Regions from separate parts of the Mus musculus genome. Here region 2 is linked to region 1. The links are chromatin loops, found by intact Hi-C in ENCODE. Cell type or tissue: heart. All regions are shown on one strand. Links, peaks and the distances in the headings refer to the core of each region. The heading gives the core; the rest is flanking DNA. Region 1 holds the start of Golga1 (golgi autoantigen, golgin subfamily a, 1). Region 2 holds the start of Rpl35 (ribosomal protein L35).

Region 1 (16,134 bases), core at 3,791-11,790:
CAGAGATCAAACTTAAGTAATGAGGCTTGTAGCAAGTGCCTTTACCCAATAAGCCATCTCTCCAGTTTGAATATTCAGATTCCTATCTTGTCACTACTACGACTACGACTATGACGACGACGTCTGATGAAAGAAAGAAGGGTGGGGTGGGATGAGTAAAACAAAACTAAGCACGTAGGGAAATGCCATAAGGAAGATTGCTACTTTGTCAGCTACTTACAAAATATTTTTTGAAAAAGGGGCTGGGGAGATGGTTCAGTGGAAAAAGTACCTGCTGTAGAAAGATGTAAGTTTGGATCTGCCAGGCATGGTGGTACATTCCTGTAACCTCTGCACTGTGTGGGAGGGAGAAGACAGGCAGATACCATAACAAAATGGTGAGCTCCAGGCTCAGTGGGTAAGAGTGCTTGCTAGACAAGCATGAGGACTGGTGTTGAATTTCTAAGCACCTAGAAAAAATACCAAACATGTCTGCATGCACCTGATCCCCAATGTTAGGGGAGGACAAGTGGATTACTCCTTAGCCAACCTGCATTGCTCAAAGGAATTTCTTTTTGAGTGAGAGACCCATTCTAAAAGAAGTCAGGGAGCAAGAGGAAGATAGCCAGTTTCCTGTTCGCCTTTGCCTGTGTGTGCACCTAGGCACCCACAAGCACACACAAACACACAAGACAAAATAAAATAAAATAAAAGGTAGAGATCAACAGAGGAAGATTCCCAAAGTTGACCTCTAGCCTCCACATATGCTTACACAGGTAAGTATACCTGTATATATGTGTGTGTGTGTGTGTGTATGTGTATATTTAATGCACAACACACACACACATGTGGGGGAAGGTAAACAAAATTTAAAATACTAAAAGAAAATTTAGACAGTGTTTTCCTATATGGCCCACTCTGGCCTTGAACTGAAGATCTTCCTTCCTTATCCTCCTAAATGCTAAGAGTATAGGTATGTGTCACCCTGATGACACCTGAGTCTTTGGTTTTACTATAAAAGTTTTCAAAACTACATTAAAGAAGTATAGAGAGTGGCCTAGCAATCATTTTACATTTGCCCCTCAAATGTTTTTCTCATATTTGCTTCTTAAATTCTTATTTTGATGAGGTTCAAATAATAGACATCAGGAGCTTTCATTCTGAACTCAAATATACATTCCTAAGAATGGTATTTTTCTACTTAGGCAGAATTCTGTTACCACAACAAACAAAACTCAAAATCATACTAATAATACCTCATCTTTCATACTGTTTTTACAGTTTATCTCCATGATGGTTTTATAGGTGGATGAACAATTTCCAACCCATTTTAAACATTTATTTAACTGTTACTTGCCATTCAATCTTTACTGGGAGCCAGTTTTTCTTTTTTTGTCTAGTACTGAGTAAACCTAGACACCTAGTGCTTATAAAAAGATTCTGGGGCTGGAGAGATGGCTCAGCGGTTAAGAGCACTGACTGCTCTTCTGAAGGTCCTGAGTTCAAATCCCAGCAACCACATGGTGGCTCACAACCATCCATGATGAGATCTGATGCCCTCTTCTAGGTGTCTGAAGACAGCTCCAATGTACTTAGATATAATAATAAAGAAATCTTTAAAAAAAAAAAAGATTCTGTACTGGGGACTGAATCTAGGGCCTCACATATATTAGTGAAGTGCTCTTCCAGTGAGCCTTACCCCTCTCAGGGTCAGTGTCAAGGACAGGTAAAAAGTAGTCTGTGGAGTTATAGCACCTGCGCTCAAGTCTCAGCTTCACCACTTCTTAGCTGTAAGAACCTGGTCTGATTACCCAAATGCCCTGGACACTGTTTCCCTTATGGTGAACTGTGACAGTGACTTGTATTGACCTTGCAGAGCTGTATGAGGAGTACATAAAGCAGCATTTGTCAGTCCTCAGAGCAGAAGCTGCCACACATTTGCTCCTATTACACACCATCTTCTCCTAGTTGTCTTCTCTGTTTACACTTCTATAACAGAGGACATTGGTAGCTTAGAGATGACAGAAATGGACTTCTTAGTTCTGCAGTTTGAGATCACTAAGATCAGGACCTAGGGAAAGTTTAGTGTTTGGTAAGGGCTTACTTTTTAGTTCATGGATGGGCACCTTTTTGTTGCACCCTGCATGGTAGAAATGGAGGGGCAATGTCTGCAGCTTTTTATAAGGGCACTAATCCTAAATACCCAGGGCTCCTGACTTACTCCTCTCGCAAAGGTTCTACTTCCTAATGCCCACAGTGGTGGTGAGCCATGGGAGACACAAACAGAACAAGTTGCTTTATTACTGTGAATAAGAGATCCTAGGCTATAGCACTGTGCTAAACATTAGGAACGGTGGTGAAACAGGCTTTCCTAAAACAGCAGTAGCAACAACAGAGGCTGATTATGAAACACTTACTAAGAACTGGGCCCGATAGGATTTCTATAGGAAATGCATATTTCCTAGATGTATGGGTGTTTTGCCTACATGCATGTCTGTGCATCACATGTGTACAGCATCTCTCAGCAGACACTTTCCAAGTATTGTCACAGCTCAGTTCTTCGGGAACAGAGTATAATCTGTAGGGGTTGCAATTTTCCCATCTTTCCCCTGATGATGGCAGTCAGTGAAAATATACACTGAGTAGTCCTGGCATATCACCCAGCCTAGGGGATGGTTTGAGAGATCCCTGACATATACTTTAATAAAGATAGATCCAGTTTATATTCCTGCTTCACGGATAAGGGAACTAAACAAAGAAAAGTGAAGGAATCTGTCCACTATCACACAGTAATAATGCAGCAAGAATGAAATTTAGCTTGGTGAGGTGTTACCTGTCTTTAATCCCAGTCCTCAGGAAGCAGAGGCAAGGAGATCTCTTTGAGACTGAGGTCAACCAGGCCTACAAAGTGAGACCATGTTTCAAGAGAAAAAGAAAATAAAGCCCAGGTCTTGGTTTCATAACTGACCTGTGTGAGTTAAGTGCTTCACCTTATTGCCTTTCATAGAACTCCTAGTTTTGTTGGAATAATTGTCAAGTGAGTCAGCACTAGTAATTCAGAGTAGCAGGCACTACTACTGAGGAAAGAGAAAATATGCACCACACTCAGAAGGAAAGGGCCAGGGCCCAAGGGGCTTTCTAGAAGTAACATGAGAGGAAAATCTCCAAAGGATAGCCAAGAATCTGTCACAAGAACACAGAATTAAAGAGAGCAACACATTCTAGAGAGAGTAAACAAAATAGGCAAACAATTCTTGGCAGGAAGCACTTTGTTTGTTTCAGAAAGTTCAGTAAATTAAATATGGATCTAGTATAGGGTGTAAGAAAGTTGATTAAGATCAAGTTGGATAGGTAAGCTATGACAATACCATCAGTTTATATACCACAATAATGAGTTGCTGGAAATGAGGAAAAAGTTACAGAGTTTTAAGCATTAAGAGACATGAATAGATTTACTTTAAAGATTATATTGAGGAACAGCTACTTGAGACAGGGCATCCAGATTGGTGACTTTTATCCAGGAAAAAAGGCATCTTGGGTAAAAGGTAAACAGTCTTATAGATGGAGTAGAGAGGGGAGTTTTAGAGACATTTGGGAAATGGAATCCAAAATAGCTGTTGACTGATTATGCACTAAAAAGACAAAAGGAGGAGGGTTCTAAAAAGCCTTTATGGCTTCTGTTCAAGGACTTGGGCAGATGAAACTTCACGTTTAAAGTTGTAGTTAAGGAGTCCAATTTGCTCACTTTGAATGAGAGATGACACAGGAAAGATGTCTGTTTAGAGAAATATACTGTTGGATATAAGCGATCAGAGCTAGGGAGTGAGGATCAGACTATATAATTACTTAAATTCAAATAGGTTACTGGGAAAGTCTCAAAGCCACGTAGTCCCTAAATTCAAGTCAGTCTCTATGCTGGAACAGACTGTAGATGACAGACTTCATTTATCATCAACATGAAGGGAAAGCAGATCCTTCTGCTGAGAACTCAGCATTAAAACTAAATTCTTCAGTGAGGTGATCAAATAGCCATTCCCGTGTTCTGTTTGTTATAGGAGCCAACGATAATCTTTATCTTGTCATTTTATTGCTCCACTCTAATAACCTAATAGCTTTTACCATGTAATACGACCTGGATTCAGGTAGAGGAAGAAAAGAGAAGACTCAGCTGACCATGGAAACAGTTCAAATGTCAATCACTGAAGAAGGAGGATAAAACACGGACTTTTCAAATGGTGACATTTTAGTAAAGGTAAAAATAAGTGAGTCATCCCTTCAGGGAACAAAGATGCACTCTGGGAAAATGTTGAGTTAAAGAAATAATAAATTATGAGCTCAAACATAAATGTTTAAATATTTTATAAAGCAAGAAAATGATAAACACAAAGTTTAGGTTACCGCCTTTCTGGCACAGTTGGGGAATTTGGAAGTAGCACCTAAGTGGCGTTAACAGCATTATTAACGTTCTACTTCTTACACGGGCACTAGATTTGCTTCATGACTTACACTTTACATATACATTGCTCTTTACATGCTTTCTCTCCTCGCAGACCTGGAGAATAAACCTGCTTTTATGTTATATATATTTATATATATGAATATGTCAAGCACTAAAATTCCTTAAAGAATCATTTAAGTTAGTATAATCCTCAAGCTATTCTCTTTTCTGATAAAAGCAGCATACTGTGAAATCCTACCAAACACACACACACACACACACTTTATGAACAAAATAGGATACTGAATCCATAGTGATAATTTTCCATCAACTTTCCCAATAAACTGCACTCTGGCTAATTCAAGACCACAATTCACAGACAGTGACTTAAAATTTATGTGCCTATGGAGAAAACAAGATGTACATAATACATTCATTCATTATTCATTTATTTATTTTTTGCTTTTTGGGGGGGGTGGGGACAGGATTTTTCTGTGTAGAACTAGCTTTGTAGATGAGGCTGGCCTCAAACTCAAGAAGATCCATCTGCTTTTGCCTCTCAAGTGCTGGGATTAAAGTTATGTATCATTGCACAGGGCAAGATGTAAATTTTAATAGAAAATTAGATCAGAGATAGGGAGTGAGGATCAGTCTATGTAAATGTACAAGTTATATAAACGGAAAAACAAAGTACATAAGGGGAAAAATGGATAAAAAATAACAAAGCAAAGGCTAGTAAGAATGAAAGATGAGCAGGGCAGTGGTGGTGCATGCCTTCAATCTCAGCACTTGGGAGGCAGAGGCAGGTGGATTTCTGAGTTCGAGGCCAACCTGGTCTACAGAGTGAGTTCCAGGACAGCCAGAGCTACACAGAGTAAAAAAAAAAAAATAATGAAAGATGAGAGATGCAGAGTTTTCTACATCTATAAACTAGAAAAAGCACAAAAGAATCTAAAAACTTTTACTGGAAAGATTTCTTGTAGGGGTACTTAGGAAACATATACTGACTCTATCAAACATTCAAAGAACGAGAAGACACTTACAAAATCATCTCCAGAGTCAGCTCCCATGGAGGCCACAGACTCCTTGCTCACAGAGCGTGGGATCCTTGTTGTGCCGCCTGGTCTCTGAGCAACAGCAGTCTCTTCTGCAATTTTCTTCTTTAGTTTTGCAAACATTTTTGCTGTGTGGATATCTTTCAGGGTTAACTAACCCCTAGACTTCTCAGTGAATGAAATTCATTCACACCTCCAGGCTAGCTGCATCCCACTTAAATGTGGGCCAAAGAATTTTGGCAACACAAGATCTATAAATCAGAAGAAAGAGATAGCTCCAAGTTAAATAGCTGTCAGATTCAGGCTTCAAAAGTGGTTTCATAATAAGCACACACACACACACACACACACACACACACACACACACACACACACGAACATAATTATTAAACATTTAGAAACACTCAGGTGCTTCACTTACATGTATGAATAAGGGCATCTGGTCTGAAGGAGGCAGAATAACCTGCCAGGACTGTATGGCTAAGTATATAGGGCTAGTGTCTGGACACAGAGCTGACTCATCAACCTCAACCTTTTGTTTTAGCAATGGCACATGTAAAAATTTCCAGGTCAACAACATGTAATTATGACTTAATGTTTCAAATCTTTCTTCTAATAATATATTTAATAAGAATTTAGTGTTTTTTTTTCCTTAAGTCAAAAGATACAAAATATGCAACTCAATCTCTGGTTTTTAATCAGGTGCTTCCTCCTAGGAGGGAAAAGTTACAACATAGAAAAAAGTGACCAAGAACCCAGACTAACTATAGTTATCAGATGCTCTTTAACTTTTCTCACCCATGTGGAAATGTCTAATTTTCTTTGTGCTTGATAATATTACATCTAGCCACAATTTCTTCCCATATGATAGTTAACATGAGATTCAAAATTTCTTTCCTTCAATGGTATATAAAACATTACTGGGCCAGGTATGGTGGTGCAGAGGCAAAAGGATCTCTGTGAGTTCAAGGCAAGTCTAGTCTACACAGCCCCAGGTCAGCCAGGGAAGGCTGCATAGTGAGATCTTGTCTCAAAAACAAAACAGGCCGGGTGGTGGTGGCTCACGACTTTAATCCCAGCCCTTGGGAGGCAGAGGCAGGCGGATTTCTGAGTTCGAGGCCAGCCTGGTTTACAGAGAGAGTTCGAAGACAGCAGCCAGGGCTACACAGAGAAACCCTGTCTCGAAAAACCAAAACAACAACAACAACAACAACAACAACAACAAAAAACCAAACAAAAACCAAAACAAAACAAAATAAAGCAAACTCCTACTGTTCTGTTTCAACCTTATCTTTTCACGTCTGTGCAGGATACACTCTGTTGTAAGATGACAGATGACGCCTTACCACTTCAGGTTAGCCATTAAGCCTATGAAATCCTTCAAAACTTTACCCCCAATATCTGTAAACCACTGTACTCACCTGTCTTATCTACTATATTTAAAAGAGTATGGAGGTCAAAGTCACTGCCCTGTGTAAAAACAAAGATAAAATAGGTTGGATATTTCAAGTGCCGGATGAAAACGTTCAGCGGGAGAGGGACAAAAGAAGGGGGGGGGGGCAGGGCTGAATAAGTGGGCAAATACACCTGGCCACTATTGTACTACTGTCAGTGAGACGCTCCTCAGTCCCAGTGGGCAGCCTAAGAATTTCCACCTTTAAGCAGAAAGAATTTCTTCTAGCACTGGTGCCAACACTCATGTCTCCCTAGGAGTTCTGAGCAAAACATCTCGAATTAGTTGCCGGCTTCCCAGTGACAATATTTAGTTTTCAGCCGATTCTCACAGCTGGTCAGGCTTGTGGTCTGGTCCCTGAGCCCTTACTCGCACTAAGTTGCTAGAACGACAGCAAAGTTCTGACAGATGGTTACGGTTCAGAGGTGCAGGTCACCGCGTTTTGGATCCCACTCCCTCTGGCTCGCTCTGGAGGCGCAGCCCTACTAGGGCTGTCAACCAAGGGAGGGGCTCAACCTCTGTTTGACAGTAGGGAGACTGCGCCCCTGAAAAGAGTGGCGGCTTGGCTTAGGTCGCGCAGGGCAGCTCCAGACCCCCAGGCCAAGGGGGCAGCCTTCGCCCCGAGTCCCCTGGCACCGTCCCCAGCCCTGGGTTGGGGTCCATTGTGTCCCCACCTCGCGGTAGAGCGCCGGAGGCCATGGGAGAGAGGGAGGCCTACTTGCGTCCAGGGACTCCAGTAGTGCACTTGCTGTGTGGGAGCAGCCACGCCTCCGCGGACTCTCGAGGGCGCTTGGCCCCCACCTCAGGCCGACGAGCCGAGCACCGACCCGGAACCGCACGTTTGCCGCGCGCCGGAAGTGGCAGCGCGTCGGCTTGGTTCTCAGCGCGCGCATGCGCCCGTGTGCGATTCAGCGGCGCGCAAGCGGGGGTGCTTGTGCCGTTGGGCTGAAACGGCTACCGGGCGCGGGCACCTCTACCTGTGTTGGCCGGCCACTGACACGTCAGCGAGAGGCACCGCAATCTGGCCGCCCTGGATCGGCACCTTCCCTTCTGAAGAGGGAGGAGCCCCGTGGCGTGCGGTACCCCAGGGCCAGCTTTGGGGCTACAGGAAAGTCTATGCTCAAAAAAACGACACCGGGCACCTCTCAATCCGAGTTGCTGTCGATCATGTTTCATACAACTGAAAGAAGTTTCTAGAACCTTTTATCCTAGTTCTGCCCAAGTAAGATTTTCGTATTTCTCAAGTTTCAAGCTACGCATTGTACATTATAGCAACTTCAGTCCTGCCCTAGAAGCAACCCCAGCCTGTTTTGTTGATTCCATCTATTCCAGTTTCCTCTTGTCCCAGTTGTAGCAACCAGTTAGGGAGAAAACAAATACTTTATAAACAGTAATCTCAATCTACAAAATAGTTATACGCGTTAATCTGTAACTCAAGACAGCTAAAGCGCCTAAGATTTACCCCAAACAAGGAAACAACTGTCAATACTAAAGAAATACACAAAACTTTAAGCAAATAATGTTTATTTTTATATTGATGATACACTTAATATATACGTGATTCAAGATACAAAATTCATTTACAAGAGTTCACACTAGATGAATGTATACACATTCCTAGAGAATATTTATCAATGCAAAATTCTTTATTACACTGACCACAAAAAACAAAAAAAACCCCACAGATATTCTGTAATCTTGTTATTTAACAAACATCAAAACAACGTTTTATTTTCCATCCTAGTATTTATGTGCCCTCAAAGTGACAGGCACTGTGTAACAGTTAAGAATATTGGAACGCCTATGGAATCTGCTCTGTAGAATCACAGTGTTTACTCTGAAATTCATGTAGTGAAGAAGTGAAAGGCTCTAATTGTTTATGACAAATCACATACACAAGAGTTAAGTGATCAACTCAAGAAAATAAATGTTCAAGAACTTGACAATTCCTAAGGTCTATAAAATGTTTACTGTAACAGACAAAACCAGAAAATGACTGTTGGAAAAGAACAAAAGCAAATTAAAATCCTTAAGAGAATGTATGGTTTAAGCAATTTAGAAACACCACAGACAAGACTTTTACAAATGTTCAAGTCAAATGATACAATAGAATTTTCCCCTTAGTCACTGTGGTAAAGTCTCTTCAAAATTGACCAGTAACACATAAAATTTGTGAATCTAAACAATCTACTGCATATCAGAGCTGACTGACAGGTTTATTTGAAAGTATTAACTCACAATACCCAAATTTTAATACAAATGAACAAGACTGTCTCATACAGGATAATAGTGATGTGTGAACAACTAGATAGGCAATCAGCTTTATTTGTACGACAGAGAGCACTTGAATAAGGATTGTTACATGAGAACTGTTGTGCTTCAATCTGTTGAGAGCTAATAAATATAACTCTATAATCCCTACAGGGTTACAATTCTATAACATTTCAGTTACAGACAAGCACATTTAAAAAAAAAGTGTTTCACACTATTAGAAAGTCAAGTATAGTTTCTGCTATTTCAACAAGTGCATTTCTGCCTAACATAGTGTAGACAACAGATTCACCATTAGTTTCAGGGTAAAAGAAGATCAACAGAACTTTTTAAAAAAAAAACCACCCAAAACCCTTGATTTAATTAACTTTTAGTGATACTTTGAATAAAGCTAATTGACACTAAGTCTTAAAATGGAAACTGCTCAGAAAATAACAAAGTTCTCTTAAATTAGTTATACTAATCTTTACAGCAAAGTAAAAATATATGACTTCTAACTACTTCATCTGATTCAGTGACAAATGCAACTACTACTTATATTGGTGCTACAAAATGAGGGTAACTTTTTTGGGGAAATTCCTTCTCTTGTAATCTCTATAAGCATTTCCTACTCTGTAAGACCTTCCTGCCTCAATTTTAAGAATCCTACAACATACAGGACTCGAGCTGAAGAGCAAGGCTTATAAAAAAAAAGTTTGGAAAACTAGCGATTATAGTCTATGCGGTAAAAAGAGTATTTCTATGCAACTACAAATGGCCACATAAATCAAGTTCTAAATTACTGTGTTGAACAACACAATGTAATTTAACGATATAATAACTCTTAAAAAACAAACCCATTCCTTAGGAAACGGTAACAGAACTTATAAGTAGTTTTTTTTCCCATAAAGACTTTAAAATACACCACTGTATCTTTTAATTTAGGGGAAAAAAAATCAGTGGCCTTTCTCTGTGGTTTGGAAATGTTTACCAGGGAAAGGGATAACATCATTTGACATTTTATAATGGTTACTAATGCTAGTTTCATGCTTGGAATTTTCATGCTATGAAAAATTCATAGTTCAAACTAATGTTTATAAATCAACTTTTGAACCAGGGAAAAATGGACATTCATGACAGTTTTAAACAAGGGGGAAAAACAGTGATATATACAAAAGTATAAAAATTTAGTTACCTTTCACTTCAAACTTATAAAAAAAAAACTAACCATAACTCCTCTCTTCAATTTGAAAGTGATGTAACTCAGTTCATTAATTTTCATTTCATAAGAATGAAAATTTAGAAAGTTAAATCTAGGATCTGAAAAAAGTAAAATTTGAAATTAGTGATATTGCCACAAATACTACATATAAAAAGGTGATTGTCTTAGGTGACAGACTAGAATTGTCCACTTAAAAGGAAAAATATTTGCAATTTGTAGATTGTTTTGTGACCAAATCCAGACTGAGCCTGTAAGCAAATCTGTCAAATGCGATGTAATATACTTTAAACTGTTTTTAAAACGGAATCTACTGCCAATATTATAAACAAAACAAAACAAACAACAACAACAACAAAACACCCTCAAAACCACTGCTTTGAGTAGTCTGCAAACTTAAATTTGAAAAGCACAAAAAGAAAAATATTTTAAAATTATGAAATGATGTTATAGTTATGAATAACAGTATTGTGTAAAAATGAAACTCTTGATTTTCACTTAAGAAAACATACAAAATTCCAAAGAAAATACTTGTATGGTACCAAATTAGTTATACTTAATGCATTTATCCTTACCTAATTGTATATTCTTCTATGTTATTCCTTTCCTGTAAGTAGGTGATTGATTCCATCGTCACATAAATTATTCTCCATTTAATATAATGCATGTTGAAAATTACATTCTTGTGCTCAGAACTCAGTGAGGATGGAAGGCCTAGTTTGAGGAAGATGAATCATCTTACTTTTATTAACTCATGTAGTATCCAGTGTTGAGGAAAGACTAGGAGTTGACTATGTGTGCATAAGCATTCAGGAGAATGTGGGGGAAAGGCGTGGTTGTCCCAGCAATTCATATTTTGCTGAACTGCAAAGTTACCAGCTTTGTTACTGTTTGGGGAGAAGTTACAGGCACAGTAGCAACTTTGCCCTACTAGGTTTTTTTTTTTTTTTAAAAGAAAATAAACACATAGGTGTATTATATGCCTATGCCTCACATGCAGGCAGTGCACATGCATGTAGTGCCCACAGAGGCCAGAAGAATGTATCAGATGCTCTGGAACTGAAGGTTGTGAGCAGCTGTGTGTGTGCTAGGAATTAAACCTAGGCGTGGTGGGTGGTCCATGACTCAGAAAGTGGAGGTAGGAGGATCTCTGTGAGTTCAGCCTGTTCTATATAGGAAGCTCCAGGACAGCCAGGGCTACATAAAGAGATCCTGTCTCAGATAAGCAAAACACAAAGAGGTTCTTATTAACTGCCCAGACCTCTCTCCAGCCCCAGTTTTATGAATTTTAAACATAATATATGATCTGCCTTCTTCAAAAAAGTTTGGTTGTTAAAACAACATTAGAGTCTGTGAACATTTTTTGATAGGATTTCTCAGGAAAAAAAAAATCACATTAATGTACCTTAATTTATTTCAGGAAAAAGATAACCTTAAGAGTATAATTGAAAAGTGTTATGAATAGCTGGATGTTTTATTAACAATGGGGTAGGGGCAAATGCAATAATTTTAGAAGTGGTAAAATTGACTCAAACTGATTTTTCTCTTTGGAAAAAGTAATAAGAGAGATTTGGTCTTTGGAAGAATACAGTAGAAAGTTGCCCTGGAGTTATTTTACAATGCAGAAATAACTTTATTCTTTATAGTAAAGTTATCCAAGTGTCTAAATATCCCTTACATTCATTCATGCAAATAAGCACATGAACTAAAAATATTGATATGCTGCAAAACCCAGACAAATTGGCACCGTACATATTTTCTGTAATTTTACTGTCTCCAACATTATCATCCCAAGTCTATTAGGATTTTTGAGCCAGGGTTTCCTGTGGCCCATGCTAATCTGAAACTTACTATGCACCAGAAGCTGGCCTCAAACTTCTAACTCCCCCTCCTAAGAACTGGGATTATAGATACCCTCCCTGCCCCACACATTGTGCTCAGCTAGAAGCCTAGGATTTTATAGCCTCTTAGGCACTTCATATTAAGAAATCTACTTTGTGTGTGAATGTATGGTTAAATTGTACAGTAAAAGTATTCCCAGGGAACTCAGCAATAAAAGTAAAGGCTCTGAATTTGCTGGAAGCATTTTTCAGATGAATGGACTTATCTTTGATATGCAATGCCAGCAAGAAAAGTTTACTTAGCCAGACAGCTGCTGTAGACACACACACATCAACAACCCAGTTCCCCTCTATCCAGCCCACTGAGGTTTGGCCTTTTTTTGCTAATGTCCCTTCTGCCTCACAGAGACACTTATAGAATGAGCAGACTGATGGAAAAAAACTCAGAAATTAAAATTTAGCATCAGATATTATAATGATAAACATGGCTATTTCAACTTAAAAGACATTTTCTATTTTCAAGTGAGAGCAAAGTAATTTTTTTCAATAGCCCTCAAAGTCCTACTCAGTACTAACACTCAAATATGGGCTAAGAAAAATAAAGAACTAATAGATTAAGTAAGACACTGCTGGTGTCTCAGATTCACAATCATAGTTTTTCAGGTTTCTAGCAAATATATCAATTTAAATGGAAGTTTGTAGATGACTTTAAAGCTGAGAATATGCAGCCTACTCTTAGTATCTTCATATCTTAATTTCAACTCCAAAGGAGCCCATTTTATCTCAGCACAAGCCCCTTAAAATTGAGGCTTGTGAAGGATATCCAGCCACAACCTAATTATAGTAGCATGAACAATGCCACTCTGATGTCCTCACAGAACTAAAATAAATCAGCCCACAATGGGTATAGGTATATAATATGCACACACTGCATCACTGCATACCAAGATATTTAAAAATATGTACACATATATACAAAAAGTTTACAGAGATTTCATATAGCATCACAAAAATATACACATGCCATTAAAATAAGAATTTCAAATAAATAAGTTCTAAAAAGAGCCTTCAACCTAAACACTCTTAAACTTCTCCAAATAAACATGAGAACAGAAAATACTCCCAAATCTCCAGGAGACTCAAGGCATTCAAATTCATATTCATATTAAGCCTTCCACTCACACCGAGTGGACGGATGATTCTGGCAGTGGCCAAGTATGCAGACATTGGCACCTTAATGCATCTCCAGTCCAGAACATTCTCTTGTTATTGAGGTGATTATAAGTCTCCACGGATAAGTGAGACTTTTCAACTAGGTTGAAACCCCACCTCAGACATAGACAGAGACTGAACTTGGAGAAGAATGCTTCAGAAGGACCTGTGTCTGATTCGGAAGTCTGAGCTGGACTTCTTCCTTGACACTAATGAAATTCAGTATCATTACCTATTTAAGGGAATTCTATTACATGATGGAGGAGAAGAAACAAAACCAAACTCTAAACCCAGACCTCGAGTCAGGAAAACCTCAAATAACAAATTACACTTCAATTCCCAAACTGTGAAACATTTTAACTTTGTTAAAAAGTATAAAGGGCACAATAAATTCTGTGCTTTGAAAGTTTTTGAGAGCACCGCTTCCTAGGAGGGATATACTTACAAAGAATATATACTGCCTAAAATCAAAGAAAAAAAATCTGATTTTATAATTAATAAAAAATGCTAGTGGTGGCTGATTCACTGGCGAGAATATTCATTATACTGGGATTTAACCACAGAGCCTTGCAGATGCTAGGCAAGCACTCTATGACTGAGCCTTATCTTGACTGGTTTGAATTTCCAAAACAGAACAAAATCCTAATTTTTATGTTAAGATTATACAGCTCTAAAAATTTCCCTCCTGTTTATTACAGAAAGAAGTTTAAGCAACTGGGCTGAGATGAGCTCGTGTTTGTTATGTCTATCACCAAATAACCAGTAGCTTCTGACATCTCAGCTTGCTTCCTATAAGACAGGGAAGGTTTAGTATCAGAAATACATGGATACAGAAAGAAAATCCTGTTGTGCTTCACTTTGCTTTGTGCATAACCAGTCTCTTACAGTCTGATTCTTCCTAGTTTGTTTATAGTGATTCTTAAGACACCAGAAACTTTATCAGAATCTACAGAGAAATTTGTGCAATTTGAGTACAAAAATGTTGCTCCCTTGGCTTTGCTTTTTTTAGTCTTACTATTTAAGTTTTTAAAAATTCTAAGATTAAATGGAGCTTAAAATAGGCAAATCTATTTTTGCAAAAGGGTCTCATACTGTAGTGCAGGCTGGTCTAGAGCTTACTCTGTATAGCTAAGGATGGCCTTGAACTCCTGATGCTCTTGCTATACCTCTAAGTACCAGGGATGGAAACCAGGGATATACGCATGCTAGGCAAGGTTCTAATACTAAGCCCGATCTTAATCCTCAAGGCAAAGATTTTTAAGTCTCCTCTGCTTACATTTCAATGCCATTAAAAAAATAATGTGGTATGTGTGACGTATGTTTGTTTTTATTTTTTAAGGCAAAGATTTTTTTTTTAAAGTTTCAAATTCCCTACTCCAGTTTTGCTTTCAAAAGATTTCAGATCTCTTAACAATTGTTTTTGAGGTGGACTTTTGCTATATAATCTAGATTAGCTCTGACCTTGCAACCTTCCTGCCTTAGCCTCTTATGCACTGGGATTAAAGGCATGCACCACCATACCCAGCTCAAAATTGGTTCTATTGTTTTCTTTCTTAAAAATATATTTTTTTCCCCTAGTGATGAAGACCAAACACAGGATTTCTGAATACTAGCTAAATGCTCTACCAAGAAGCTACAACCACAGCTTTGGTCCATTTTATATCTTTAACCACGAGTTAGGAACTGTATTTCTATTAGTTTAAGAACCCATGTTATAATCTAGTTTTACACTGGCATCTGCAACATACATTTTTTTTCTGACCATGGAAGGTCTAATTTCTCCAGGAAAGTCTCTTTAAGCAAGTCTCAAAACAGCAAAGTATGACCTAGGATTTTTTGGTTTGTTTTGAACCACCTTAGTAAACACGATATAGAAAGGATATTATAGTGCTAAAACCACACAAATCAACTTTTTTGGAAGCAATGGGGAGGAAATCAACACTTTTGGAACAAATGTTCCAAACTGTAGAATCACAAACAGGAATAGGATCTTAACCGAGTCGCTCTATTTTATATGGAAGAGTGCTAAAAAACAGATTATTTGTCTGTCAAAGGATATCATGCTCATTACTAGAAAAGCCAGGATTAGAACTCAGACCTCTTGCTTTTGAAACAACTGGTCCTTAGGCTTAGCAAAAAAGAATAAAACACTGGTCAAGGCCACTTTAGATGTCAGGGAACAGGAAAGTATGCATTGTTGGTCAGTACTTAAGGGAACTGGAACAGAGGCCAGACTACTAAGGAATATTTACTGCTACATTCCAGGAGGAAAGTTTATAAAAGGAAAATCATGATTTGCAAACAAATGGAAGTAGGCCTTTTAAAAAGGAAAAACCTCTATCTGGAAGGGCTCTTTCCAGATTAACCTTTTTCTAAGCTTTTAAAAATACTGTCTGAAAGAACATACAAACAATTTTAAAAGCAAATGAAACTTCCTAAGTCCCTGACCCAACCATGACCTGGACTTCACAAAGTAAGTGCACTGGAGCAGATATGGCCACAACTTACACCCACGTGATGCTCTAGTGAGAGTTAACTGGGTTAAAATACCATATCAAAAATTTCCTTAGGGCCACAGGAAAGAGGTACTGAAAACAACCACCTCATTTCTCTAGGACTGTCAGGGGTAGACACAGGCAGAAGACCCTACAATTCACAGATTTCTGAATTTAAATGCCATGCAACCA
Region 2 (16,134 bases), core at 5,016-13,015, 57 kb before region 1:
TGTGCTGACATTGAGCCTCCTGTGGTGACATAGGACTTTGGGTTGGAGGAGTCCAGCAGAGGCAGCTGGATAGGGTGACACTAAACCTAACACTCAGGGGCTCTTGCAGCAGAGCTACTCATAAAACACACCCCTCCCGATGTAGTTTTACCTCTAGGAGCTTCCCCAGAGCGGGATAAATGTTTGAAAGGCTTATTCCAGTCAGTCTCTTGTCAAGGTCACCCACGTGAACTTGTCAGACTGCTTTTGGTCCTATTACCTCAACCCTTGACACGGGACTTTGCCATGCAAGCAGGGTACCTGACCTATTGAGATCCAGGAAGCAGTGGTGGTAGAGGGTGACTCACACCAAAGACCCTAGCTGGGGCAGTGAGTATGGTTCTGGGAGCAGGGATCTAGATTGGTCGATGCCCCCCAGATGGGCAAGCAGATCCAGCTGAACCCAGCTCAGGCCAGGCCTTGTGGTTGGAACTACAGATAACAAATCTGGACCTGGAGGGCAGGACAGTGCCTTGTGTTCTCTGCCTCAGGCCCAGTGAAGTCTTGCTGTTTCTCTCCCGATGGCCGCCTCATTGCCAGCTCCTCCAGTGACCACAGCATCCGCCTGTGGGATGTGGCAAGGTCCAAGTGTCTACATGTGCTGAAAGGTAAGTATTCAGTTTGGGCAGGAGCCACCTTGGCTCCTTTGTGGACTTTGTCCCGTCCTCTTTCCCACCTTTGGGCTGGTGTCTGTAGGTCACCAGAGGAGTGTGGAAACTGTCAGCTTCAGCCCGGACTCCAAGCAGCTGGCATCAGGTGGTTGGGACAAGAGAGCGATTGTCTGGGAAGTGCAGGTATGATGCAGGTGTTCAGAGGGGACCAGATACACCCTTTGCTCTTAGTGCCTCCCCTACTCTCTCCCCACACCCAATCAGATGCAGGTTCCAGCTAAAGCCACAGCAGGAAGGGCAATGCCTGGGAAGTTTGGGAGCAACCAGGCCCCTCCACCCCTGCAGCTCAGACTCTCTCTACAGTCTGGCCGCAGGGTGCACCTCTTGGTTGGGCATTGTGATTCCATCCAGAGCAGTGACTTCTCTCCAACCTCGGATTCTCTGGTGAGCTTTACTCCCACCACACCCTGCATCAGTGGCCATCTGAGTGGCAAGGGCGGTTTCATACTCCTTACTACCCACAGGCCACTGGTTCCTGGGACTCGACTGTGCACATATGGGACTTGCGGGCATCCACCCCAGTTGTGTCCTACCACAATCTGGAGGGCCACACTGGCAACATCAGTTGTTTGTGTTACTCAGCATCTGGTCTCTTGGTAAGCTAGGCTGACTGGGGCTCCAAGACCAAGGCCAGCCCGTTTGCCTTTGGGGGTCACTGAGCTCAGGAATGTCTCTTTAGGCATCTGGCTCTTGGGACAAGACCATCTGTGTCTGGAAGCCTACAACCAACAACCTGCCTCTTCAGCTCAAGGGCCATACCATTTGGGTGAATAGTCTAGCCTTTTCTCCTGATGAACTGAAGTTAGCCAGTGCTGGTTACTCTCGTACGGTAAGCCCAGATAAACCTCCGCCTCACCTTTCCAGAGGTTCCAGCCATACCAGAAATGCCCATGAATAACACAGGCAAGGACAAGACCCAGATACTGATCTCTAGTGACCTTGTCCGCAGACATATCTGGGTCTGAGACCACTGATACCTCCCAACTCTATTGCCTGTTTTTACTTCTAGGTCAAAGTCTGGGACTGCCTCACAGGGAAATGCCTTGAGACCCTAAAGGTAAGACACTATGGCCAGTACAAAGACAGGGTGTCCAGGACTAACAGGAATCACTAACCCTGACTGCCGCTGTGTCACTGACAGGGCATGCTGGATGTGGCCCATGCCTGCATTTTCACCCCAGATGGCAAACTCTTAGTGTCAGGGGCTGCTGTGACAAGATGACAAGTCTGCTCAAAGTCGAGAACCTCTCCCATGTAGCTTACGCACAGGCCTAAGGTAACTAAGAAAGCAGCCACCAGATCTCTGCAGCAGGGACTACCCTATCCTACTCCATAACAAGGCTGTTATCTGCTGTAGGCAAGTGGTCACCTGGCCCCCCACCTCGCCCAACCAGCCCCAGGCGGCCAATGTAAAACATGAAGCAGAAAGCCAGTCAGTCTCGCACTTTATTGTCGTTGTCATCTCAGGCCTTGACTGCATACTTGCGCAGAGGATACAGCCGCTCCTTCCGCTGCTGCTTCTTGGTCTTCAGCTTCTCCTCGTGCTTGGTGAGCCGGCGGCGCATGGCTCTAGTCTTCTTGGGTCGCAGGTCTAGGGGCTTGTATTTCTTGCCCTGGGACAGAAATGACAGGGTGAGTCTGAGCACCAGGGGCTCCTGGGAAGATGCTGAAGCAAATGAGAACATGGGACTTCTCTGAGCAAATGGTAGGACATTCAGAGCCTTTCAGCTGGGGGCCGTCAAATAAGGTTAGCAGAGGTTGGCAGGCCTAATATTTGCATAGCCAACCCCCTAATTTCAAGACTACAAGAGCCAGAGGGGCTGAACTTCAGTTTTCCTATGCACCACCCACCAGCGAGTAAGTACAAAGTCCTAGCACAACTGAAAGGGCACTTCACACAGATCAGGCCCTGTGGTGGTTACAATGAAACGGCTGACCCACCAGGCATGGCTCATAATGCTCTAGGCAACATGGGCCAGGGCTTGGTCAAAGTCACCCAGACACAAGTAAGACCCTGAGCTGTTAAGGGAGCTCTCATCTTCCTCTGTGTCCTAGCCCTTCCCAAGGGTTCCAAAATAAAACAGTCCCTTAGTACCCACCCTCAGGGACCAGATCCTGTGGGTCAGACCCCTACATGGTGAGAAGCAGCCCCATCAAGAATTTTAAGAGGCAACAGGCTTCAAAGCAAGCTCCCAGCAGCCTGCTGAAAAGCAGGGCATGCAAAGCCTTTAAAAATGTGTAATTGGGCTGGGCAGTGGTGGCGCACGCCTTTAATCCCAGCACTTGGGAGAAGGCAGAGGCAGGGGGATTTCTGAGTTCGAGGACAGCCTGGTCTACAAAGTGAGTTCCAGGACAGCCAGGGCTACACAGAGAAACCCTGTCTCAAAAAACAAACAAACAAACAAACAAACAAAACCCCCCAAAAAACCAACAACAACAAAAACCCAACAGTGTAATTGGGGTTTGGGGTTCCTATGAGGACCTCCTTCTGCCTGCAGAGGGGTAGGCACAACAGGTTCAATCCTCACGCACCACACTTCTGCAGGACCCTAGGAAGGGCTGTAGGATAAGGTGGGTGGATGGGCGGGGACATGGAGCCACATCAGATAGGCCTTCAGCCATGTCAAGTTCATTCACCCACTTAGAGCTCTGCCCATTGAGCAGTCACCAAACACACCCATCTACTGTTCATTCTACAACAGAGTGGACAGACTACAAAGCTCAACACTTAAGAGTTCACACACCAGGATGCCTGCAATCCCAACTGTTGCGAGCCGGCCAGTTAGAGGCAGAGGGCCTCTGGGAGTTCTAGGCTACCCTGGTCTAAAAGAAAGCAACCCCCCAGAACTCCTACCCCGGCTCCTTGTGGACTGGAGGTAGTTCAGGGCAGGGTCACTCACTTGCCTCATGGCTTAATCCCAAGCACCACCTAAATAAAGAGCCTCCACCTCCAGCCACATGAGCTGAAAGGCCACACATGTCAGCATTAGCAGTGAAGCACAAACAGTTTCAAACGCCACTGCGCAGGGGTGAGGTAAGCGTCCTACACCACTCAGCAGGCTGAGTGATGGGTGTCTGGGCCCCAGCATCTCAGAAACCGAACTTCAGACCCGCCTAAGTTAAAAAAAAAAAAAAAAAAAGTCCCTTGTGGGCAGTGAAGTCATACTTTGTGATGAGCCAGACCCAACACTGAGTAAAAGACTCCACCTGATGGCCTCAACTATAAAATGACACAGCTTCCCCCTACCCCAATTCTTCCGGAGACCAGCCATGGTCAAAGGAAGTAAATTCCTAGCACAGCATGTGAGTTTGAAAGCATGAACGTTTCCCCCCAACCCCCGGTCAGGGTTTCTCTGTGTAGCCCTGGCTGTCCTCGAACTCAGAAATCCTCCTGCCTCTGCCTTCCAAGTGCTGGGATTAAAGGCGTGTGCCACCACTGCCTGACAACACTAACATAACAAACATCTTGTAACTATCCCAGCAATACCCTTAATGTCCTCATGATATGGCTCCAAAGAGAAGCTTTTGGGGGTCGCTGTTTAGCAACTGTGGGTGTCCTTGGGCAACGCAACCTTTCCAAGCCTTGCAACAGCAGGTGCTTGGCTGTGAGACAGACACCCTGAACAGCTAGCTTTGCCTCAGGCTAGGGTTCCAGTTCCATCTTCTAACAAAGCAATCTAACCCAACAACTACCACACAGCTGAGTTCAAAGCTAGTGTCCAGTCCACCCTCACATCCGACTTTTTTTTTGGGTTTGGTTTTCTGAGTGCTGAGATTAAAGGCTTGCGCCACCCTGACCAGCCACATCTGACCCTTTGACACCAAGAACTCCTGTCAGTTCGGGAAGCTGGTAACTGGGCAAACTCAGCCACATAATGGGAGCTTACTGAGGCCCAGTCCTCCAGTCCCTTGTACCCTATACCCTTTCCACAACAGTTCCTGGCCAGTGCTCACCTTGTAGAATTTCCTGAGGTTTTCTTTTTGAGTCTGGTTAATAACAGTGAGGACTCGGGCGATAGACTTGCGAACGACTCGTCTATAAAAATAGATGGCAGTGAAGATCAGGTAGGCACATTAACCCCTCCAACACAAGGCCCTCATTTCTGCCACCCAGGAGGGAAATCTAGAGATAAGGACAGGTTTGTCAACAGATAGACGTGGACACTTAATGCAGATTTGGCCCAAGAACTTATCCCAAAGGCCAGAGACTGAGACCATGCCTTCAAGTTACCTAGTTCAGTGTAAGGAATCACAAATTGGAGAAAAGAGAACAGGTGTGAAGAGAGGACATTGAAGCCAGGCAGAGGCCACGAACAGCTGATTTTAGTCATGGTGATAAGAGATCAACTCGTGACTGGAACACATGGGCTCAGCGTCTCTTTTCAAGTTTCCCTCCCTTGTCGTCACCACTTGCTTCCAGCCGTACTACAACCCATGTGAGGCGGCACCACCATGGCCCTTCAAGGAATGCCCTATTCTCTCACCACAGTAGTTGGCCAAGGACAGTCGAGGGGAAATGGCTCAAGGGGCCAAGGCAGGGAAGGGGAAGCACCCAGCTGGGACCTCAAGGCCCACTTACATCTTGGAGAGCTTGGACGCGGCGCCGCCTGTCACTTTGGCGACCCGAAGCTGGGACAATTCCACCTTCAGATCGTCCAGTTGTTTCAACAGCTCCTCCTTCTTCTTGCCGCGCAGGTCCCGAGCCTTAATCTTGGCCTGCAATGAGGAGCGACTCTATGGGTCACGGAGCTCCCGCTTCGTCCCCGGCCGACCCAGGAGGGACGGTGCGCCAGAGGCCGCGGCGTAAGCGAGGGCGGGCAGCCTGAGCCGGCCCCCGCTGCTCTCTGAGTTCCCCCCGTCCGCCCCGCGCCCCGCGCCACTGTCCCCACGTGTCCCCGGCGACCGATGGCACCCGATTCCCGCAGCCTCACCATTTCGGCGTTGTTCACGGCTGAAGCAGCCTGGTTCGAGAGAAAGAGGAAAGGGCGGGGCCGACTTCCTCAACTACTGCCGGGTGGCGCCGGGCACGGCCAATAGCGTCGCGGTTTGGGAGGCCCGCTCCGCCCCTGCGCAGCCGCGGCCGTGGTGCCCTCCGCTTCCCGGAAGTCCTGCCTTCCTAAGGTTGGCTGGTCTCTAAGCGACCCAGCTGGGGAAACTGAGTCTCGCGATGAGCAACACCGGGCTGGCTGGAGGCAGCGCAGAGAAGGCTGCAGTTCTTCTGTTCCCTCGGTTTTATTCGGAAGCTTGAAGTTCTCTGGTCTGTGCGGGGCTGAGCTAGCCGCGGGTGGTGTCAGGGTGCGGAGGGCATGAGGTGTGAGGGTTTTCTTTAAAAGTTTGAGACAAGGTCTTATTCTAAATCGCTTCCTAATGCTGACAGTACAAGTGCCACAATGCCTCGCAAGTGTATGTGAGAGAGCCAGCGAGCATGGAGGTTGGAGAACAACCTGTGGGAGTTCTCTTCTTCCACTGTTCGGCGCTCGAACGTCGAACGCAAGTGGTCAGGTTCGACCTAACCATCTCGCTATCCTTTTTTTCTTCTTTTCTTTTTTAAATACAAGGCCTCCATATCTATCTATCTATCTATCTATCTATCTATCTATCTATCTATCTATCTATCTATCTATCTATCTATCTACCTACCTACCTACCTATCTCCTGGACTTGTTTTGTACCCAAGTTTGGTATCCAAAGTGCGCCACCACCTGGCAAGGGTAACAATAAAGTCATCCAGCAAGAATTTGCGGAGATGGTATGTAGTAGTACAAATCTCATCCCCAGACTTTTGTGGGATTTCTGATTATTGCTTTAGGTCTGGGCACGGTGTCACAGCGCCCAGGCAGTGGAAAAGGAGGATCCGGAGTTCAAGCCTTCTTTATTACACCAAGATATATTAATGAAACCGTCTCCAGAGAGATTCCAAATCGTGCTGGTAGCTTAGTTCCGTGGTAGTGTTTCCCTGGCATGCACAAAGCTGTGTGCATTCCCGGCACTGATACAAGAATAAATAAAAGCTCCGAAACAGAGTCTTGCTTTATTGCTAGTACCAGTTTATATCTTGGCAAGTCCCTTCGCGTCTCCGGTTAGTGTATCTTTGAGGATTAGAGGAACTAAACTGAAAACCTGCAAAGCTCCCAGCCAAGACCTGATATGTAAAGATTGGGGAAATTATAACATGGTTAAAGTGCACATGACCCTTTGCCTACAGTCCCAGACAGACCGCTAGCATCTAGATCAGAACAAAGCAGACGATGTTGGGTTTGTGTGATGAGTTGACCAAACTGACCAATTGGAGCCCTTTCTTTGCCAAGCTCCATTCAGCAGCTGCCCATTTTTCCAGCAGTTTCTCAATTGTTCATGACTTGATGCTGATAGAAGAGGTACTCAAGGTACTGTAATGAAAGCTGGGCGTGGTGGCGCACGCCTTTAATCCTAGCACTCGCGAGGCAGAGGCAGGCGGAGTTCGAGGCCAGCCTGGTCTACAGAGTTCCAGGACAGCCAGGGCTATACAGAGAAACCCTGTCTCGAGAAAACAAAACAAAACAAAACAAAACAAAAAACCAAAAACCAAAAAAACAAAAAAGGTACTGTAATGAACATTTTTTAGTCACCTCCCATCCCAAGTGTAGCAGCGTACCCTTGTATCCTAAGTGCTCTTAAGTACCAAGCTGAGTTAAGCCATGTGTTTGTGTGCCTGTTTCCAGAGCCAGTCTTGAAGGTCTCTGAGGGTTTAATGCTTTTCAGGCCCAGGATGGGGATACTGGTTGGATAGAATGAATAAGCCTTTTGTAAATGGGATAAGGAGAAATGAACCGAGTGTGGATTAGTTTTAAATGGAAGTCTAAAGATGACCAGGATTCTACTAGAGTTACAAATATACATCATATTTCTGGACATTTTTTGTAGTGCTAGGATTAAACCCAGGATTCACAATATTTTTGAATTCCCAATTACATTCCCCATCTTTGAAGACAAAAAACTTACAGGCACTGTACTTTGCCATCCCTGATGTAATTAAGACAGCCCTTACATTTTTAAATTTTACATGTACCATGTATGTGCTGTGCCGGCAGAGGTGACTGGATCTCCCTGGAGGTGGAGTCGCAGAGCACTGTGAGCTGCTATGTGGATGCTGGGAACTGAACCCAGGTCTCCAAGAATAGCACTTTTTTTCTTTTTTAAATTTCCCGACAGGGTTTCACTCTGTAGTCTTGGCTGATCTAGAACTATGTAGTCAAAACTATCTAGAACTCACAAGAACCCCCTGCCACTGCTTCCTAAGGGCTGGAATAAGGCATGTGCCACATTACTCGCTATGTGTAGCAGGAGCAAAACCATGTCTCACCTAATTTTTTTTGCTCGAGTTCTACTAGGTTAAAATGTAATAGTTTTCTTTTTTTTTAATATTTTTTATTAAATAGTTTTCATATAGTTACAAGAAAAGATTCATTTTAGCCTACGTCTGAAATAGAAAGAATCCTGGGGATTCTGCAGCTTTCGCCTCCTAAAATATGCCTCTTCAGTCAGGAGTACAGGTGGCCACAGAATCCTCTTTAATTTTCGGAACGCCCGCAGGAGTCGTTACATCCTCAAGAAAGGATGTTATCAAGCGTCCTGCCAGCCCCTGGGTTACACATCAACGCCTTTAAAGCCGTTTACTTTTAACAAAGTGGGTCCTCTTGTGGGTCAGTGCTTAAGAGACTCCGGCACTGCGCGTCACTCCCTGCCATCCCTTAGCTCTAAGATTTCTTCCTCCGGAGCGGACAGAAGCGCTGGCTATACCAGCAGCCCGGCTTCGGAGAGGACAGAGTTACGGCTGCAACGCCTGACACCACTTCATCAGCATTCCACGATCCCACGGCGCAGTTCCGCCCACAAGAGCTTCCGGTTCCGGCGCATCCCGGAAGTGGGCGGGCGACGGCGGCTGCGCGCGGAGGAGGGGAGGCGGTGCCTGGCGGCCGCTTCCCGCCCCCAAGCGGAGCCGGTGCGGAGGGGAGCCGGGAAAGAGCGAAGCCTAGGCGGCTGAGTGGCCGCCGCGCTCCCGCCATGGCCCGGAACACACTGTCCTCACGCTTCCGCCGCGTGGATATCGACGAATTTGACGAGAACAAATTCGTAGACGAGCACGAAGAGGCAGCGGCGGCGGCGGGCGAGCCAGGCCCCGACCCCTGCGAGGTAGACGGGCTCCTGCGGCAATATCCTTCCCGGCGCGGCGGCCCGGCTCGGCCTTCGCACCCTGATCACCCCAGCCCCAGTCTCCCGGTCCTCCGCCCAACCCCAGCCCCTCCCGGCTCCTGTCAGTCCCAGGTTCTCCCGGTCTGTGGTTGGCCTTACGCCTTTCTCAGCAGCGCAGCCCTGGAGCTCCTCTCCCTCTGCTCTGCTGCGCTCCGCATCCTTCTGGGTGTCCGTGCATCGGCCTTGGTATCCCTTTATCCCTCCTTATAGTAAGCGGGGTCATTCCCAGGTGCTGCCCTCAGGAGGGACCGAGGTGAACCACCTTGGATTCATTGAGCAGCCAGGGCCACTGCCCTACTGCGCTTGTCTAACTGGCTTTCTTGGGCCCGATTGTAGCCCGGCGTGAAAATAGGTGGGTGGATGGTTGGAGGAAGACTGACTAGAGGGCGGAGGTGGGGGAGGTGTGCTTTAAGGTCCAGCCCTCAGGTGTGATATGGCCTGCTACCTTTTCTCACCTGTCGCCACTTTCCTCAGCACGTTGGGTTTTGCGCCTTTATGGACCAAGTACATTCAACAAGTAATGCGACTCTGCCATTAACCGCCTTGTGCAGAAAGCGTGGAAAAAGCTAGTGATTCAGAGCTCAAAAACACCATACAGTGTCAAATGTAAAAGTGGCTCCCCACGACTGAAAATGACTGCTGGTGGCCACAGAAAACAAGCATTTAGAACAGAAGAGTAAAAATAGAGGTGATTGTCACAGCTGGCTTGGTCTCTTAGCAGTTTGAGCACCACAGGAAACTGATTTATTCTCACAGGAAGATTTTTTTTTTCTTTATTCAAATAGCTTGACAGGAAGTGTGTACCCCTCCCCCGCACTTGCCAGGGTAGGGTTGGAGGCTCTTGCTGTATATAAATCAGGTTCTGGCTGTTTAATCAGTTGACTCAGCCTGGGAAGTCAGGTGTACCGCTTTTGGGAGGAGTCCTATAGTGCTCCTCTAATATATCTTGAAAACAACCCTTTTAGACTGAACAAGAATATGTTTTTGAAATGTGGAGATTTCAAACTTATTTCCTGCACCATTCTGATGGTTAAATTGGGTCATGAGAAGGCCCCTAGAGGGAAGATTGGTTTTTAGAATGGTGCAGGGTACTGACTGGTTTATGTGCAGGTACTGTTGACAAGGCTCCAGAACGATGCATTTGGGCCAGAATCCTAATTATATTGATGAAGAGACTGGGATCTGTCAGCTTCTGCTTTGGTGTTGTTGCTGGGCCTTGCTGAAGTCCCTGGCTGTTTTTTCTTCTCTCTCTCTCTTTCTTTCTTTCTTAGGCAGCTTAGAGGCATTGGCTTAGCTTATAGAAGAGATTGCTTCTACACTCATGGCAGTGTCAGAAGCCTTGTTACTATGGAGAGTGTACCTCTCGGGATTGGGAGAAGGGAGGCTAGCAGAGGAGAGTGAAACCCTAGCAGATGTCAGGCCCAGGTAGGGAGAAGGATGGAAGTAGTAATTGAGTCCCTATCAGGTGCTAATCATTGCATTCAGTCTATAGACCCTCATGTGAGTCTTAGGAGAGAATAGTGAAGAGGTTTAGGGGGACATTAGGTGGTGGTGGTCTCAGGCCTGTGCTGGGAATTGTTTGTGGAAGAGCAGAGTGTGGAAATAGAAAGCTGCTGTGCATCCACACAGGCACTGTCTAACCTGCTTTAACCTTCTGCTGGTCATACACTCTCTCAACCTCAGCATTCTTTTTTTTTTTTTTTTTTTTTTTTAAAAGATTTATTTATTTATTATATAGTACACTGTAGCTGTCATCAGACACACTAGAAGAGGGCATCAGATCTCATTATAGATGGTCGTGAACCACCATGTGGTTGCTGGGATTTGAACTCTGGACCTTCGGAAGAGCAGTCGGGTGCTCTAACCCACTGAGCCATCTCACCAGCCCGAACCTCAGCATTCTTAAATGATAGAGACAACTATGTTGGTCTTACCACCTCAACAGGTGTACCACTAAACACACAGCAGGTGTACTCCAAAACTTGGGCCCGGGTTGTAGGAGGGGCAGGGGATTGTAGAGAGGGCTTGGATTTGAAAGGCAGCTCTGAATTGTAGCTTTGTGACCTTGGGCAAGTAATTTCCCTTCTGTCTCAGTTTCATTATCTCTATGGCAGAAGTCAGGCTCTTGTCCTAGAGGGTTTGTAGAATAAGGTGAGATGTGACTGTATCTGGTCCTGGATCCAAAACCCCCAGGGAGGATTTTTTTTTCCCTCCACTCCAGCGGTTTTAAAGTACCATTGTAGTTCATTTTCTTTCTCAGTGAAACAGCTTCTGGTCCTTCAAGTAGGACTGTAGGTAGAGCAGTGGTTTTGAGTGATTTGGTAGTTTTTTTCACCCCTCCTCAAGGAAATTTGGCAGTGTTTGGTGACATTTTGATAGTTTTAGGATGTTACTGGAAACTTTAGGGTAAAGGCCAGGGAGGTTGCTAAATATCCTGCAGCATACATCAAAGAATCATCTGGTTTAAAATGGCCATGGCTGAGAATGGTCTGGTGGGTTCTTCAGCCTGTTGTCTGAAGCTATTGGACACTATCTGGGTATGGAGGCTAGTTAGTAAACATGATTGCAGAGGTGCCTCTCTGCTTCCTCTTGTACCCAGCATTTGTGAGCCTTTGGTTGTCAGTGGCTGCTTGACAGGCTGCAGTGCTAAGCCTAACGTTCTCATCCTTGTGGACTAGTTACATCATTTCTGCCTTTCCCTCTCATCTCTTTTGTGAATGAAATGATTGTTAGTTCATGTGTACTGTTAAGCTTTTATGGGACCCTGCTTATTGCCTGGGGATACTGAATTAGAAAAGTTATGGGGTGGAGGGTTATCAGTGGCTGTATCAGGACTAGTTCTTGTTTGTCTGAGGAAAAAGAAAAAGAAAACTAAAGATAAAGGGTGGGGCACCTGTCCACTCTGTAAGGTAGGTCCATTCCAACATGGTAAGGAAGTGACTTGCCTGGTGGTACAGAATAGCTTTTCAAGATGGTACTCACTAGGGAAGTTGGGACTTCAGGTTTGCACCAGAGGCTAGCTGTTCACACATGGGCATTGCTGCATGGTCAAAAGTAAAGACCTGATTGGGCAGAGTCATTCCTTGTTCTATTTTTGAAGCTTTTTGGCTTAAGCCAGTGTTTCACATGAGGAAATGAAAGTTGGCTGATGTAATTCAGTTTAAAATAGGTGTAACCTTTGGGGACATAACCTAGATTGTAATTTTCTTCAGTGTGCTGGGTATTCAGAACTCAGCAGTGAATGTGAAATTAGGATTCTATCTAAGGCTTGTGGGGAAAGGGAGCAAATGGCTCATTTTGTGGGCCAAAGTGAGACCTTGCTGATTTGGAAGACAGACAACCCCCTATCTCAGACATCCCCCTTGAGACATGTTTTAACTATGTAGCTCTGGCTGGCCTTGAATCTGCCTAAGTGCTGAGATTTAAAGGAATGAACTACTAGGCCTAGCCTGAGAGGTATATTTGACATACTTGATTGCTTTAGCTGTTTGATAAGAGGCACAGAGTGAAGATGCGTTATGTCTAGCCTGGTGGTGGTAGCATTGACTGTTTTTAATCTCAGCACTCAGGAGGCAGATGCAGGTGGATGTCTGAGTTCAAGGTCTACAGACCTACAGTTCCAGGACAGACTGGGGTATACAGGGAAGCCCTGCTTTGAAAAACAAAACTATTAAGATGTGTGTGTTTCTATTCCCTTTTAGAATGAGAGAGGGTGAGAACTCCTTGCAGTCCATTTGTGCATGATTTCCCATGAAGATCCTGTAAAGCAGACAGTGCCTAGCACTGAGCATGTGCAAGTAGGCTCTGAAGGGACTCTGGCCAGCTCGAACACGGCAGGCATGGTTTTGGTGGACCGTGTTAACCAGACTGCATTCCTGAAGCCAGCCCCTAAAGTCTATTTGGATTTATTTGGCTTATTCCTACTCCTACCCAGGCCCAGCCATCAAAGTATTGAAATTCAGTAATCAAAAGCCCCCTTTGGCTCATGTAATTAACATGCTCAGTTAAAATGAAACACCACATTCTAACATGGGTTTTCATTTGTACCTTTACTTTTATTTTTGGCGGGTTTCTTTGTATAATCTTGGCTGCCTTGGAACTCAATATAGACCAGACTGGCCTCAAACTCAACAGTCCACTTGCCTCTGCCTCCAGAGTGCTGGGATTAAGAGCGTGCACCATCACTGCCTGGCCTATTTTACCTTTATAAAGCACCATTTTCCTATGTACCCCATCTGTTGTCTCTATCCAGAGGCAGTCCTTTGTCCTTGTTCTCTGGAACAAATACCTTTGCCCCCTTTCCCTTGCTTCTTTCCTCTTCTCCCTCATCTTCTCTCTCCCATGTTTGTCTCTTATTCTCTGCCCTCTGAGTCAAAGAAATTTCTTTTGTGCTGAGAACTTGGTATTGGGAGTCTGGAGCTAATACTCTTCCTTTCAGGCTCTATTAGATTCTAACACAAAAGAGGGCCGTTTTTTGAGGAGGAAGCTTCAGGAAGATACTTCAGGAAGAGCTTGCAGGTTGGCAGAGGGCACTGCCCTCTACTCCTTCCTGTGGCTCAGGAAAGGTCAAGGCTGTAGCAGCCTGTGCCTGGTTGCAAGAGGCCAGCGGGAGGCAGTGCGTGGTATGGATAAGATCCCTTTAACTACTCTGGAGCTGTGTATGAAGGGAGGTCATTAATGAAAGCATGGGCATGCTTGAGCCTAGCCATCCTTAACTGGCTTTGATGCACAGGGGACATGCTTCGGGCGTTCCATGCAGCTTTGCGGAACTCACCAATCAACACCAAGAATCAAGCTGTGAAGGTAAAGAGGTTGTGCTACAGCTGTCAGGATCAGGACTTTGTGTCCTTAGCAGCAGTTTGAACTCCCCGGGGCCTGGACAGTAACTCTGCATCACTGGGAGTGTGCTGCTACATGGCATTGCTTTTCACCGAAATCATCTGGCAGTCCTCAGATAGTGGTGCAGTGGGTTGCTTGATAACCTTGTCATCTGTAAAGTCTAAGGCCTTGCTGATGTATCAGAAGTAGTGATGCTTGAGGCTGGGCTGAGCCCAGTGGGAGAGCTTGCATATGTATGATCCTGGGTTCAAACCCTGACACCAAAAAAAAGTCATATTACCTATAATAAACTACTTGTTCTCTCCACAGTAAGTGGAGTCACTTATTTGTAAAAATTAGTGAAATTTAATTAAAGCCAAAGAAGTTTAGCTCACCTATGTAGCTCTATCGGGGATGAATTAGAAAGGGTTGGTGTTTCTGGCATGTTTTGTCTATTGGTTTCTTCAGTAGTGTTAGGATTGCAGCTCCTGGCCTCACTTACTTTTTCCTTCTTTTATAGGAACGAGCCCAGGGTGTAGTCCTGAAAGTACTCACAAACTTTAAGAGCAGCGAAATTGAGCAGGCTGTGCAGTCACTGGACAGAAATGGCATTGATTTGCTAATGAAGTACATTTATAAAGGGTTTGAGAAGCCTACAGAAAATAGCAGTGCAGTGCTACTCCAGTGGCATGAAAAGGTACGTGACTGCATTGCTGCACTGTAGCTTGCAGTTCCCCCAGGGTTCACAATGGGAGGCCAGACTCAGAACAGATGTAGGATGGTCTGATGGGTATTTGGGAATGGCAGGCCCAAACTTTGACATTGAACATTCTCCTTACCCTGAAAGCATCTAGTGAGGATCTTCAAATACTTGCAGTCATATTATTTTTGCTTTCTACCTGTGGATTTTTAGGCTAGGCAGGAAAACTACCCTTGATATAGGACAGGGGCAGGTGGCATGGTGAGGTAAGAAGGGCTTAGTTGGGGCCTCAATATGTTTCTTTTGCTTGTGGAAGAGAGCTGCTGAAAAGGAGTTGAAGACATCTTTAAAAATGTAGGCTCAGTCTCACTGCCAGAAGGAGCAGTTGGCAGAAATTGGACTCATTCACGCCAATCAAAAAAGGTTTTTTGTTGTTGTTGTTCTTTTCTTGAAGGAGAGAGGACCAAGGCATGTGTCAAACTTTTGTCCTGCCTCTGTCAACTGTACACCCCAGCACTGTAACACTTTAGCAAATATACCCCCCACTTATGTGTTCCAGACTGTGATGAACACAGTTCTTGCCAATGGTTCAGCATGAGATTTGTAAGAGTCTCATGTAGCTCAGGTTGGCCTCAAATTTGTTTTTTTAAACTGTGGATGGCCTTGAACTTTTGATCTTAGTGCAGAGATTGCAGGCATGAGTTTTACATGGTGCTGGGGGTGGAATCCTGGGCTTAAATGCATTCCCACCAACTGGTACATCTCTAGCCTGAGATTTTTCCCTATGGTAGAGACAGAACCAGGGCTCTGGCATGGATTAGGCAAGTGATCATATACTGAATGAATTATATCCCTTGACAGTATTGACTTTTAAGAATGCTGCTTTTACTGGTAGGTCAGTTACAAGGAAACTCAGGCTTTTGTTGTATGCTTGGGGACAGTGGTCCCAAGCTAGTTCTATTACTTCAAGAGCTGGAAGCTTTTGGGAACCTTGACTCTAGGACAGGGCTCTCTCTAGAACTTGATCTCTTTCAGCAAGCCTGTGACATAGTGGGATTGAGGTCTGGGAATATGTGTCCTCATCTCTAGGTGAGTAAAGCTCCCCGCTGGCCAGTCAGGTACCATTTGACATGTTTCCTTTTCCTGTCTCCACAGGCCTTAGCTGTAGGAGGACTAGGCTCCATTATAAGAGTTCTTACAGCAAGAAAGACTGTTTAAAAAAAAATCCTGTTACCTTGAGAAGAATTTTGGATGCCCAGGCTGGTGAAGAAGGGACTGACAATGGACCATCTTCCTAGAACTCCCAACTAAATACTTCAGGACACATCTTCTGGAATGTATTTTACTTTTGAGGTGGAGGGAGAAATTGTCTTATTGATTCCTAAATTCTTTGCAGGATCAGAATGTCTGCCTTTGTCTACAGAGTTAACACAGAACCAACACTTGACTATCAGGCTGACTGGCCAGATTATGTCAGGTGTACCTGTGAGCACTGTCTGTTTGAAATGGGGAGGGACTGTTTGGGCAGGTGCAGATCCACAGGCTGTGGTGAAAAGGAGAGCTTGGGTTCTGAAGCGGAAAAACCTGAGAGTTTGTACAGACATCCTGTCTTCTCAGAGAAGACAGGCTCTCTTGGGTTCATTGTAAAGTGCCTGCTGCATCAATAAAGCTCTT

What was found. Hi-C counts contacts between places; a loop is a spot of excess contacts. Peaks named below come from ENCODE experiments on the same cell type or tissue, not always from the same donor. Only the 100,000 strongest peaks of a DNase experiment are listed, where the experiment ranks them.
Region 2: it touches region 1 in a loop (4-fold over the local background); 8 of 42 quality-filtered maps call a loop at or near these places.

What each region holds. Positions count from the first base shown.
Region 1 is chr2:39,057,782-39,073,915 of GRCm38, forward strand. It overlaps Golga1 (golgi autoantigen, golgin subfamily a, 1), which reads right to left and starts at 7,760. Exons shown (of 23, transcript NM_029793.2): 1 at 7,600-7,760; 2 at 6,894-6,942; 3 at 5,461-5,723. The coding sequence starts at 5,595. It overlaps Scai (suppressor of cancer cell invasion), which reads right to left. Exons shown (of 18, transcript NM_178778.3): 18 at 8,433-16,134. In heart, for the core only: no CTCF peak of the experiment used is centred there; a DNase peak (open chromatin) is centred at 7,850; H3K4me3 peaks cover 2,299 bases; H3K27ac peaks cover 1,611 bases.
Region 2 is chr2:38,999,443-39,015,576 of GRCm38, forward strand. Rpl35 (ribosomal protein L35) reads right to left here and starts at 5,689. Exons shown (of 4, transcript NM_025592.3): 1 at 5,642-5,689; 2 at 5,290-5,426; 3 at 4,665-4,746; 4 at 2,139-2,323. The coding sequence starts at 5,644. The coding sequence ends at 2,174. It overlaps Arpc5l (actin related protein 2/3 complex, subunit 5-like), which reads left to right and starts at 8,697. Exons shown (of 4, transcript NM_028809.1): 1 at 8,697-8,902; 2 at 13,673-13,745; 3 at 14,281-14,457; 4 at 15,616-16,134. The coding sequence starts at 8,754. The coding sequence ends at 15,678. Wdr38 (WD repeat domain 38) reads left to right here. Exons shown (of 9, transcript NM_029687.3): 3 at 531-647; 4 at 736-833; 5 at 1,014-1,094; 6 at 1,175-1,306; 7 at 1,390-1,539; 8 at 1,720-1,767; 9 at 1,852-2,142. The coding sequence ends at 1,932. In heart, for the core only: CTCF peaks have their summits at 8,666 and 8,867; DNase peaks (open chromatin) are centred at 5,719, 8,619, 9,749 and 11,969; H3K4me3 peaks cover 4,775 bases; H3K27ac peaks cover 3,224 bases.